2 separate regions of the Homo sapiens genome follow, and region 2 is linked to region 1. A link is an interaction called in ENCODE POLR2A ChIA-PET data of the cell type or tissue named here. Cell type or tissue: Caco-2. All regions are shown on one strand.

Region 1 (5,000 bases):
TTTTGAATGTTGAATTATTAATAGTATTAGAGGCCTGGCACGATGGCTCACGCCTGTAATCCCAGCACTTTGGGAGGCCGAGGCGGGTGGGTCACCTGAGGTCAGCAGTTCGAGACCAGCCTGACCAACATGGTGAAACCCTGTCTCTACTAAAAATACAAAAATTAGCTGGGCATGGTGCCTGGCGCCTGTGATCCCAGCTACTCCGGAGGCTGAGGCAGGAGAATCGTTTGAACACGGGAGGTGGAGGTTACAGTGAGCCAAGATCGTACCGTTGCACTCCAACTGGGCAACAAGAGCGAAACTCCATCTCAAAAAAAAAAAGTATTAGAGAAGGGAGATGAATGGGAGTGACTCTTCAAAGTGTTTTTTTCTATCAGCCACTGCTTCACAGTCTTGCGCGGTGTCCTAAGCAGGAATAAACAGAGTCCCACAGTGTCAGCCAAAGGCTTCAGGAATTGGAAAGCTCTAGAGACACCCTTCCTCTTGCACCAAGCAGCAAGCAGGCCTTGTTAGCCTCAGGAATCCCGCTTGCTTGGGCAGGTTGGCCATTCAGCTGTCATCACTTCCCAAGTGGAAACCAAGGTTGTACACGTCTGGTGTAGCCAGAGTGGCAATTGCTGATGGCCACTGTAGAAAATACATCCCTTGCCCTCTAAGCACCTCTGACCTTGACTTGGCCAGGGGTGTGGGGGTTCCTCAACAGGGAGGATCAGTGAGCACCAAGCACCAAGAGGATTTGGGCTCCATTCCCTTAACAAAATCAGGGCCGCAGCCACGTCCTCACAAGGCAGAGCCAGAGCCTGTGTGAGCCACATGTGCCAGGCCTTGGGGGTTTTGCAGCAGATGTGGGCATGAGGGGCAGAGTGAGGTGGAAGATAGAGCAGGGCTGGATGTCGGGAGAAAGGAGGTCTTCTCCCAGATCTGCCACCAGCAGCACACGGGGCCTGTGCCCATCCCTCTGCTCATCCTGTTGGGCCTGAGTTCAAGCTCTGTTAAGCAGGGATATTGCCATCCTTGTTCCTCACAGGGCTGCTCGCAGTGGGCAAGCAAGATCACACAGGAGGTGGCATTTTATAAAGTATAAACTGCTATTTGGACTGGGATGTTTTGTGAGATGAAATAAAGGGGCCTTTTCACCATTCAGACCAATTATTATTTTTATTTTATTTTATTTTATTTTTCGAGACGGAGTCTCACTCTGTCACCCAGGCTAGAGTGCAATAGCACAATCTCAGCACACTGCAACCTCCACCTCCCGGGTTCAAGTGATTCTCCTGTCTCAGCCTCTGTAATCCCAGAGTAGCTGGGATTACAGGCATGTACCACCACACCCGGCTCACTTTTGTATTTTTAGTAGAGACGGGGTTTCACCATGTTGGCCAGGCTGGTCCCGAACTCCTGACAGGTGATCCACCTGCCTCGGCTTCCCAGAGTGCTGGGATTACAGGTGTGAGCCACTGCACCCGACCTTAGATAAATTATTTTGTAACCTCCCATAGTTCTGTTGGGGCCACTTACTCCCCAAGTACTAAATCACCCAAAAGAGCTTTGGAAACGTAGCCAGTGGAATGTGGCAGGTAGGATCCCTCTGGGGGCAGGGAGGGGGCTGCCTGGTACGTGACAAATTTATTCTTTTGCACTCATTCACCGCTTATTTATTCAGCACCTACTATGTAGCAGGTACTATAGCAGATGGTGGGGAAACAGACTTAAAGCAGACATGGTTCCTCTCTCAAGGAGCTCACAGTCTGGATGTCTAAACACAGAAGCACAATCAAGCATTAGAATCATAGTGCTCACTACCGTGTCCAGCTCTGTCAATGGAATAGCCCATTTAATACTCATAACAACCTCAAGGAGAAGGCACTGTTATCCCCATTTTACAGAGAGGGAAACTGAGGCACAGAAAGGTTAAATGGCTTGCTTAAGGTTGCCTGGCTAGTACCTGGGCAGGATGCAGACCCAGTTAGTCTGGTTCCAGAGCCCATCTGTAACCAGTTGGCTATGTACACCCCCACCACAGCTTAGGGAGCATGGGGCCAAATGGAATGGAGGGGAGACAAACACTGCGGAGGGTGTGAAAGATGAGAGGGCGCATTTCTCCAGAGAAGGTGGGAAAGAGCATTCCAGACAGAGGGGACAGCATGGCTATGAAACCACCAGTCTATTTGGGGAAGCTGCTGGCAATTCGATATGGCCAGAGTGAGGGAAGAGGTCATAAGATGAGGCAGGAGAAGCTGGCAGGGGCCAGAGCATGGAGGGTTTCCTTGCTTTGCTAAGAGGCTTAAATCCTTCTCCATCTTCCTCCCCCTGGGGCTGCCATTTGGTTGGTTAATCATCCCCACCACTGTCTCCTGTCCAGGTCTGTGGCTCAGGACATCCCCAAGCTGCAGAAACTAGGCATCACCCATGTGCTGAACGCGGCTGAGGGCAGGTCCTTCATGCACGTCAACACCAATGCCAACTTCTACAAGGACTCCGGCATCACATACCTGGGCATCAAGGCCAACGACACACAGGAGTTCAACCTCAGCGCTTACTTTGAAAGGGCTGCCGACTTCATTGACCAGGCTTTGGCTCAAAAGAATGGTAAGGGACCTCCCACCAGGAAAAGATGGGAGGCAGCTCTGACTGGACTGTCCCTCTGGAAAACAGGCCCACAACAGGTCTCTTCTTAGAAACTCCCTTGTTTCCCATCTTCTGGGGTGAACGACAGAGCTGTAGGTCTCTCTCTGCTCACCTGGCTGGCTGTCAAGTGGCCCCGTGTGTCACAGGATGTGCAACTCATTCACACCATGGCAGCCCCAGGGTCCTCGCGTTTGACTGCACTTTGGCTGGAGGTTGGTTTCCAGTTGCTTACACGTCCCCCATTCAAACAGCTGTAACGATGAGGAAGATGTGTTAATGTGTTAATGTGCATGGCAAGAAGTCCTGAGGTGAAGGAGCATGGGGGCTGGTTGATTAAGGGGCTGCTTGATTCAGCAGCTCCATGGTGGCCTCTGGACCAGGCCCTTTCCCTTTCTCTCTTCTGCCACCTCAGTGTTGGGTGCTCCCGTCATGGTCCCAAGATGGGATCCAGTCACCACATCCAAGCAGGACAAAGTACAGCAGATGAGGCCCTGCAGCCATCTCTTCCCACTCTTTTTTTTCCTCTTCTCTCTCTCCTTTTTTTTTTTTTTTTTTTTTTTTAGATGGAGTTTCACTCTTGTTGCCCAGGCTGAAGAGCAATGGCGCGATCTTGGCTCACCGCAACCTCCACCTCCCAGGTTCAAGCGATTCTCCTGCCTCAGCCTCCCGCCTCAGCCTCCCAAGTAGCTGGGATTACAGGCATGCGCCCCCACGCCTGGCTAATTTTGTATTTTTAGTAGAGATGGGGTTTCACCATGTTGGTCAGGCTGGTCTCCAACTCCTGACCTCAGGTGATCCGCCTCCCTCTGCCTCCCAAAGTGCTGGGATTACAGGCATGAGCCACCGCGCCTGGCCACTCTCTCTCTCTTTTTTAAAGAGACAGGGTCTTGCTATGTTGTCTAGACTGGTCTCCAACTCCTGGGCTCAAGCAGTCCTCTCACCTCAGCCTCCTGAGTAGCTGGGACTACAAGCACGTGCCACCATGCCCAGTCTCTCTCTTTAAGAACAAGTAAAACATTTCCCAGAAATACCCCTCACATCTCATTGGCTAGAGATTCACGTGATTGCCTGGCAAGGAGAAAAGGGGTAGCTGCGGTCAGCTTAGGTTGGCAGTCAGCAAACCACAGCCCCCCTGGCCAAATCTTCCAGCCACTTACGAAACACTTCCTGCAGCCCCCAAATATAAGATAAGACTGAAGGAGAACTACCAAGGCGCTGGCAGTCACCAAGGCATTCCAGCAAGAAACCCTAGAAGGCCACAAAGCAGACATCAGCTGAGCAGGCTGGGCCACTTGCCCTTTCTCCCTTTCTGCTTTTAGCTGTTTCTCTCAGCTCCTCCCTTTACCTCTTCGTCTCTCCCCACCCCAAACCCTCCCAGCGGAGGGGACCCCCATGAGGTGTGAACAGCCTTGGCTGTACTACACTGATGACTCTTGGGCCCAGCAGGCTCACTGTCTGAATGATTTCCAGTAAACAGAATTTTCTAGACCACTGGACAGTGAACGCTCAGGGCTCAGAGAGAAGCTTTACTGTGGAGTATCTGCAGACTTTGCTGACAGGCCCCTCATGGTCCTTCCTGGTCACTGTCACCCCCCAACCCTGCTCACCTCCTCCACTCCAGCTGTACTGAGTTCCTCACCCTGTGTAAACATAGGCTGGGCGAAGGGGAAGGATTTTGTTGTTCTCGTATAATAGCAATTGGTTATTCATTCAGGGAATTTCAAGCTCTCTGACTTTGTTTCCTCTTTCCAAACAACTAGGAACACGCCCTTTTTTTGACCTGTCTCAGTCCAGGTGTGCTGGGTCTTTAGTCTGAAAAGTTCTCTCTGCCTCTCCCTACCCCTTCCTCTGGCAAACTCCACCTTGTCCTTGGCATGGTGTCCTCTCTTCCATGAAGCCTGCCCTCAGGCTGGGTCTACTTTGTTCCTTGTCTGTCTCCTTAGCACCTGATGTAGCATCAGGCACATAGTAGGTACACTGCAAATGATGAATGAGCAAGTGATGAAGAATTCCATGGGCTCTAATGCCAAGTATAAATGCTTCTAAGAATGAGTGGCGAAGTGAGTCAACAGAAACATGCTGGCCTCCAACAGTGTGTGGGGCCCAGGGACCCATCACTGAGAGCTGGGTGGGATGGCTGAGGGTACTCAAGAGGGAGCAGTCACTTCTAGCTGGGAAAACAGCTTCATGGAGGAGGTGGCATCTGGGCTGAGCCTAGAGGAATGGGAGGTTGAACTGGCCCCTTTCCCAGTAGGCTCTGTGTGCACTGGGCATGCAGAGTATGTTCTAGATGGTAAGGTGGCTGCTCTGCAGAGGGTCTCATTCCTAGGGTGGGGCAGGGGAAGCCCCACTCTGAATATTTCGGGCAT
Region 2 (5,000 bases), 210 kb after region 1:
TGCCACCACACCTGGCTAATTTTTGTATTTTCAGTAGAGATGGATTTTCACCATGTTGGCCAGGCTGGTCTCAAACTCCTTACCTCAAGTGATCTGCCCACCTTGGCCTCCCAAAGTGTTCGGATTACAGACGTGAGCCACCATACCCGGCTGACCCTATTTCTAAAAAAATAAATAAATAAACAAATATTGGGTACTGGGCTTAGTACCTAGGTGATGAAATAATCTGTACAACAAAACCCCGTGACACAAGTTTACCTATATAACAAACCTGCACATGTACCCCTGAACCTAAAAGTTAAAAAAAGGAATAATACTTTGTGACATATGAAAATTACATGAAATTCAAATGTCCGTGTCCATAAATAAAATTTTGTTGGAACACAGTCATGCTCATTCATTTACATCTATGGCTGCTTCCAGAGTAGGTATGACAGAGACCTTATGGCCCTCAAAGGCTAAAATATTTACCACCTGACCTTCTATAGAAAAAGGTGGCTGGGCCGGGCACAGTGGGTCGTGCCTGTAATCCCAGCACTTTAGGAGGCTAAGGCGGGTGGATCACCTGAGGTTAGGAGTTCAAGACCAGCCTGGCCAACATAGTGAAACCCTATCTCCACTAAAAGTACAAAAATTAGCTGGGCGCAGTGGCGGGCACCTGTAATCCCAGCTACTCCGAAGGCTGAGGCAGGAGAATCACTTGAACCCAGGAGGCGGAGGTTGCAGTGAGCCAAGATCGCACCATTGGACTCCAGCCTGGGTGACAGGAGCGAAACTCTGTCTCAAAAAAGAAAAGAGAAGAAAAAGGTGGCTGACCCCTTCTCTAAACTGTGTTCTAACTCCCCTCTCACTCTAGACATTCTTTTTATCATCCCCATGGCCCAGATGCAGAGAGGTTAGATCACCTGCCAGGGAAACCCATCTTGGGGTGGTAGCAGGCGGGCTGGCTCCAGTTCACTCCCTCCAGGAAACACCCTATGTGAGGCTCTCTGAGGTGGTAGACATGGCATTGCTTTGCAAACTGCAGAGAAGTTTACAAATGCTAGATCTGTACCTCCCTTTCCTCCTGGTAGGCATCAGTGACTGAATCTACACTCACTCCCCAGATCAAAATGCCCCAACACCCTACACATACCACACCCAGCCCAAAGACCTCCTGATATGATTAATTAGCACTTTTTCTACAAGCTTCTACTTCGGAAGGAGAGGGTTGAGTCTACCATACTCTCCGTTCATGGCCTGTTGTCATAACTGGTCTGTGTAGTGCCCTGCTCTTGGTTTCATTCATTCATACATTCCCTTTTTTTTTTTTTTTTTTTTTGAGACAGGGTCTTCTCTGTCACCCAGGCTGGAGTGAACTGGTGAGATCAGAGTTCACTGCAGCCTTGACCTCATGGGCTCAAGCAATCCTCTCACCTCAGCCTCCTAACTTGCTGGGACTACAAGGACATGCCACTGTAATTTTTTTCATTTTTTTGTAGAGATGGGGTCTCACTGTGTTGTCCAGGCTGGTCTTGAACTCCTGGGCTCAAGCGATCACCCCACCTCAGCATCCCAAAGTGCTGGGATTATAGGCATGAGCCACTGCACCCAATCTGTTTGCTGAGTTCTTTCAGGATGGGTAGTTATTTCGTAGGCATGGGGTTTATTTACATAAATAGCATTGTGTTATATATTTTGTTTCCTACAATTTTTTTCCTCTACAACATTTGTTTGCTCTTTCCTTTCCTGTTGAGGTATAACATATATACGGTAAAGTGAGTAATGTGCACTGATCTGAAATATGAAACTCGATTTTTAGCCTACATATACATCTGTGTAATCATCACCGAGATCAAAATATAGAACATTTCCAGTACCCCAGCCAAGTTTCCCTTGTGTCCCTTCACAGTCAATAAACTGCCCCCTTCCCTGCCTGAGGTACCCACTCTTCCAGCTCCCATCTCCACCCATTCATTGAATTTTTTCTTGAACTTCCTCTGCATGGAATCGTACCTGTCTTTCATGTCTTGCTTCTTTTGCTCAACTTGTCTGGGAGACTCCCCTATGTCGTTGCGGGTAGAGAGAATTTGTATTTTTTGCTGTTGCGGAGCACTACGTTTTTGAGATCTATCGCGGGGCTCTGTGTACAGGCGTCAGTGCTTCTTGCTGCTACCTGGCGCCCCTTGGTGCTTCCACCCACTTGACCTTTCCACTCTCCCAGTGAGGGACACCCAGGGTGCCTCCTATGAGGCTGCTCTGATCATCCTCATCCACATCTCCTTATGGAGCCGTGTGAACATTTCACTGGATGAATACCTAGGAAAAGAATCTTTTGGGCACAGGGAATTGACTGCCCCAGCAACTGACAAACTGCTGAAATTGACTAGCTCTTTTCCATGTCTACCAAGGCAGGAGCAGGGAGAAGGGAAGAAGAGCTGCTGCTTTGGTGATCCTCCTCTGACCCCACTCTCCCCTCCCCCTTGCCCTCCAGGAAAACCTTTCAGCTCCCCCACCTCTTCTTCTTGCAGGACCCAACTAAGCGCTTTGCTTCCTGAATGTCGCTGCCTCCGCAGCAGCCCGCACCATCCTGCTGCATTATAACAGGACGATAATCAATGAACTGCTAACTCTATTGCAATAAAGGAGCGAGCCCAACCTTATATAATTCTTTTTAATTGTTTTCTCACATTACAAGGTTTTTTTTTTTTTTTGGCTAAACTTATTCCGCCGTAAGTTATGTCGTTTAATTTCTCAAAGTGCTAATAATTTAATTGCTTCCTTCCTGCAGACAAAGTGCCTGAACTGTCCTCCCTCCCCGGCACGGAGATTATAAAACGGAGTTGGCAGGAATACCTAAGAGGAGAGTCTTTTTGGCGGCAGGATTTGATGGGAAGCAGCTTTCTCAGAAGTCAGTGTGTGAGGCTGGGAACCTGGCTTGGGACTTCAAAGGGGCATGGGGCCCAGCCAAGCCTGCCTAACTCGAGAGGGTTTATGATAATCACAGGGGAGGGGAAAGGGAAGAGCTGAGATTAGAGAGGCTGGACGAGGGTGGGGAACACTAAACATGGAGCTTCCCGTCCTGAAAGGCTGTCAGGGAAGCTGGGCTCCATCTGCAGCAGAGGGATTTAGATCAGACTGGTAGGCGGAGTGGGGGCATTCCTGAGAGTCAGGACTTCGAGATGCTGACTGGACCCGGGACAGGGTGGGGAGGTAACATCTGATAACAGGAACTAGCCTTTATTGATCCCTTACTGAAAGCCTGAGCTTCCCTAGAGCATCTCAATTTACCTGCACACCCAGGTCTCTGAGGCAGGTACTACTAGTATTGCCGTTTTACAGATGAGGAAACTGAGGCATAGAAAGGTTCCAGGCCCCATAGCTTGTTGGTGAATGATGAGTTGAGTGATGGCATCACATCTTATGTGGCAAAAGGGGGACAGGATCAGGGATGAGCGACTCTTGAAGATTCCAAGGCAGTGACCTCCTTCCTCTTGCCTAGGGTCTGATTCAGTCAGAATTGCTTTAACCTACCCATGCTCCGCCACCCTGCCCCCGACCCCAGTGACTCCCATGATCTATAGGATATAATACAAGCTCCTAAACAAGGTCTTCAAAATGCTCACACTCCCTAGCCTGAGGGTAGGAATTTTGAGGACTACCCCCAAATTTGTCTCTCCCCTAGGATTTCCTTTCTGGCTCCTACACCTTGGCAAATGCTGCTTCTTTAAACCTGGAACCTTCTCCCCTCTCCTAGGAAGAAATTTCATTCATCCCATGAGGACTGGCTCAAATGCTGCCTCCCCACTTCCCCAAGCAGAGCCCCTCTCTCAAATCCCTGGGACACTCAGAGCACACCTCTGCTGGAGAGAGATCTGATTTGCAGGGTTGCTGGCCTGAGCTTACTCATTGACTCCCCTTGCTATTCACTAGCTCTGTGACTTTGGGAAACTTTCTTTTCTTTCTTTTTTTTTTTTTTTTTTTTGAGAAGGAGTTTCGCTCTTGTTGCCCAGGCTGAAGTGCAATGGTGCCATCTCAGCTCACCACAACCTCCGCCTCCCAGGTTCAAGCGATTCTTCTGCCTCAGCCTCCCGAGTAGCTGGGACTATAAGCATGCGCCACCACGCCTGGCGAATTTTGTATTTTTAGTAGAGACAGGGTTTCTCCATGTTGGCCAGGATGGTCTCGAACTCCTGACCTCAGTTTATTCACCCACCTCGGCCTCCCAAAGTGCTGGGATTACAGGCGTGAGCCACTGCGCCCAGACACTTAGAAACTTTCTAACAGAGAAGTTAGAAAGAAACTTCTCTACGCTGTACACATATATGATGTGGAATAAATGAGTAGCACATGCAAAACATTTAGCCTGGCACATGATGAACGATGAAAGATTTGCTGTTGTTCTTGACTGTCGTTGACCCTGTATTCTCATCTCCTAACACAGTGCCTGGCATGTAGCAATTGCTCAATAAATGAATAAAATGGAAATAATTACTAACTACCTCCTCCCTCTACCCCAGCCCCAGGAATATTCCTGTTTGGAACCCTAGTTGAAACCCCAGGTATAACACCTATTTGCAGTTTCCATTACCCTGGTATTTCCACTGGAAGGCAGGGGCCCAAGGGTTCTGTCTAAATTAAGGCCCTATCCTCCTCCTCACCTGACCCCAAAGGTTCGGCCACAGAGGGCATCTTGAATCAACAGCCACTAGGCATAGAGAAGCCAGAGCTTCACCACCAGCAATCCCTTTCTTTCTTAACTTCCTTTCTCTGACTTTAGCTGTCATCTCTGTTATCAGGAACTAGGATTCCTCAACTGAGCCTCTGCCTCCTTGCCCTGCGCCTCTGGACATGGGTGTCTGGGTCAGACCTCAGGTCTCCTGTTTTCAGTCCATTGAATCTACTGATACACTAGACAGAAGTTCACAGGCATTCAAGCTCCAACTGCCATTCTTGGCTGTGTGAGTCAGGCAAGTCACTTAACCTTTCTGAGCCTCCAGGTTTTGGTACAATAATATAGA

What was found. ChIA-PET counts read pairs that join two places held together with the same protein. Peaks named below come from ENCODE experiments on the same cell type or tissue, not always from the same donor. Only the 100,000 strongest peaks of a DNase experiment are listed, where the experiment ranks them.
Region 2: POLR2A ChIA-PET joins it to region 1 with 10 read pairs; 4 of 35 experiments call an interaction of 5 or more read pairs at or near these places.

What each region holds. Positions count from the first base shown.
Region 1 is chr17:43,772,304-43,777,303 of GRCh38, reverse strand. DUSP3 (dual specificity phosphatase 3) reads left to right here. Exons shown (of 3, transcript NM_004090.4): 2 at 2,366-2,592. Among named protein-coding and RNA genes, the nearest start is that of DUSP3, 4.2 kb to the left of the region's middle. In Caco-2, no CTCF peak of the experiment used is centred here; no DNase peak of the experiment used is centred here.
Region 2 is chr17:43,560,928-43,565,927 of GRCh38, reverse strand. No RefSeq gene overlaps it. Among named protein-coding and RNA genes, the nearest start is that of ETV4, 17 kb to the right of the region's middle. In Caco-2, no CTCF peak of the experiment used is centred here; a DNase peak (open chromatin) is centred at 3,031.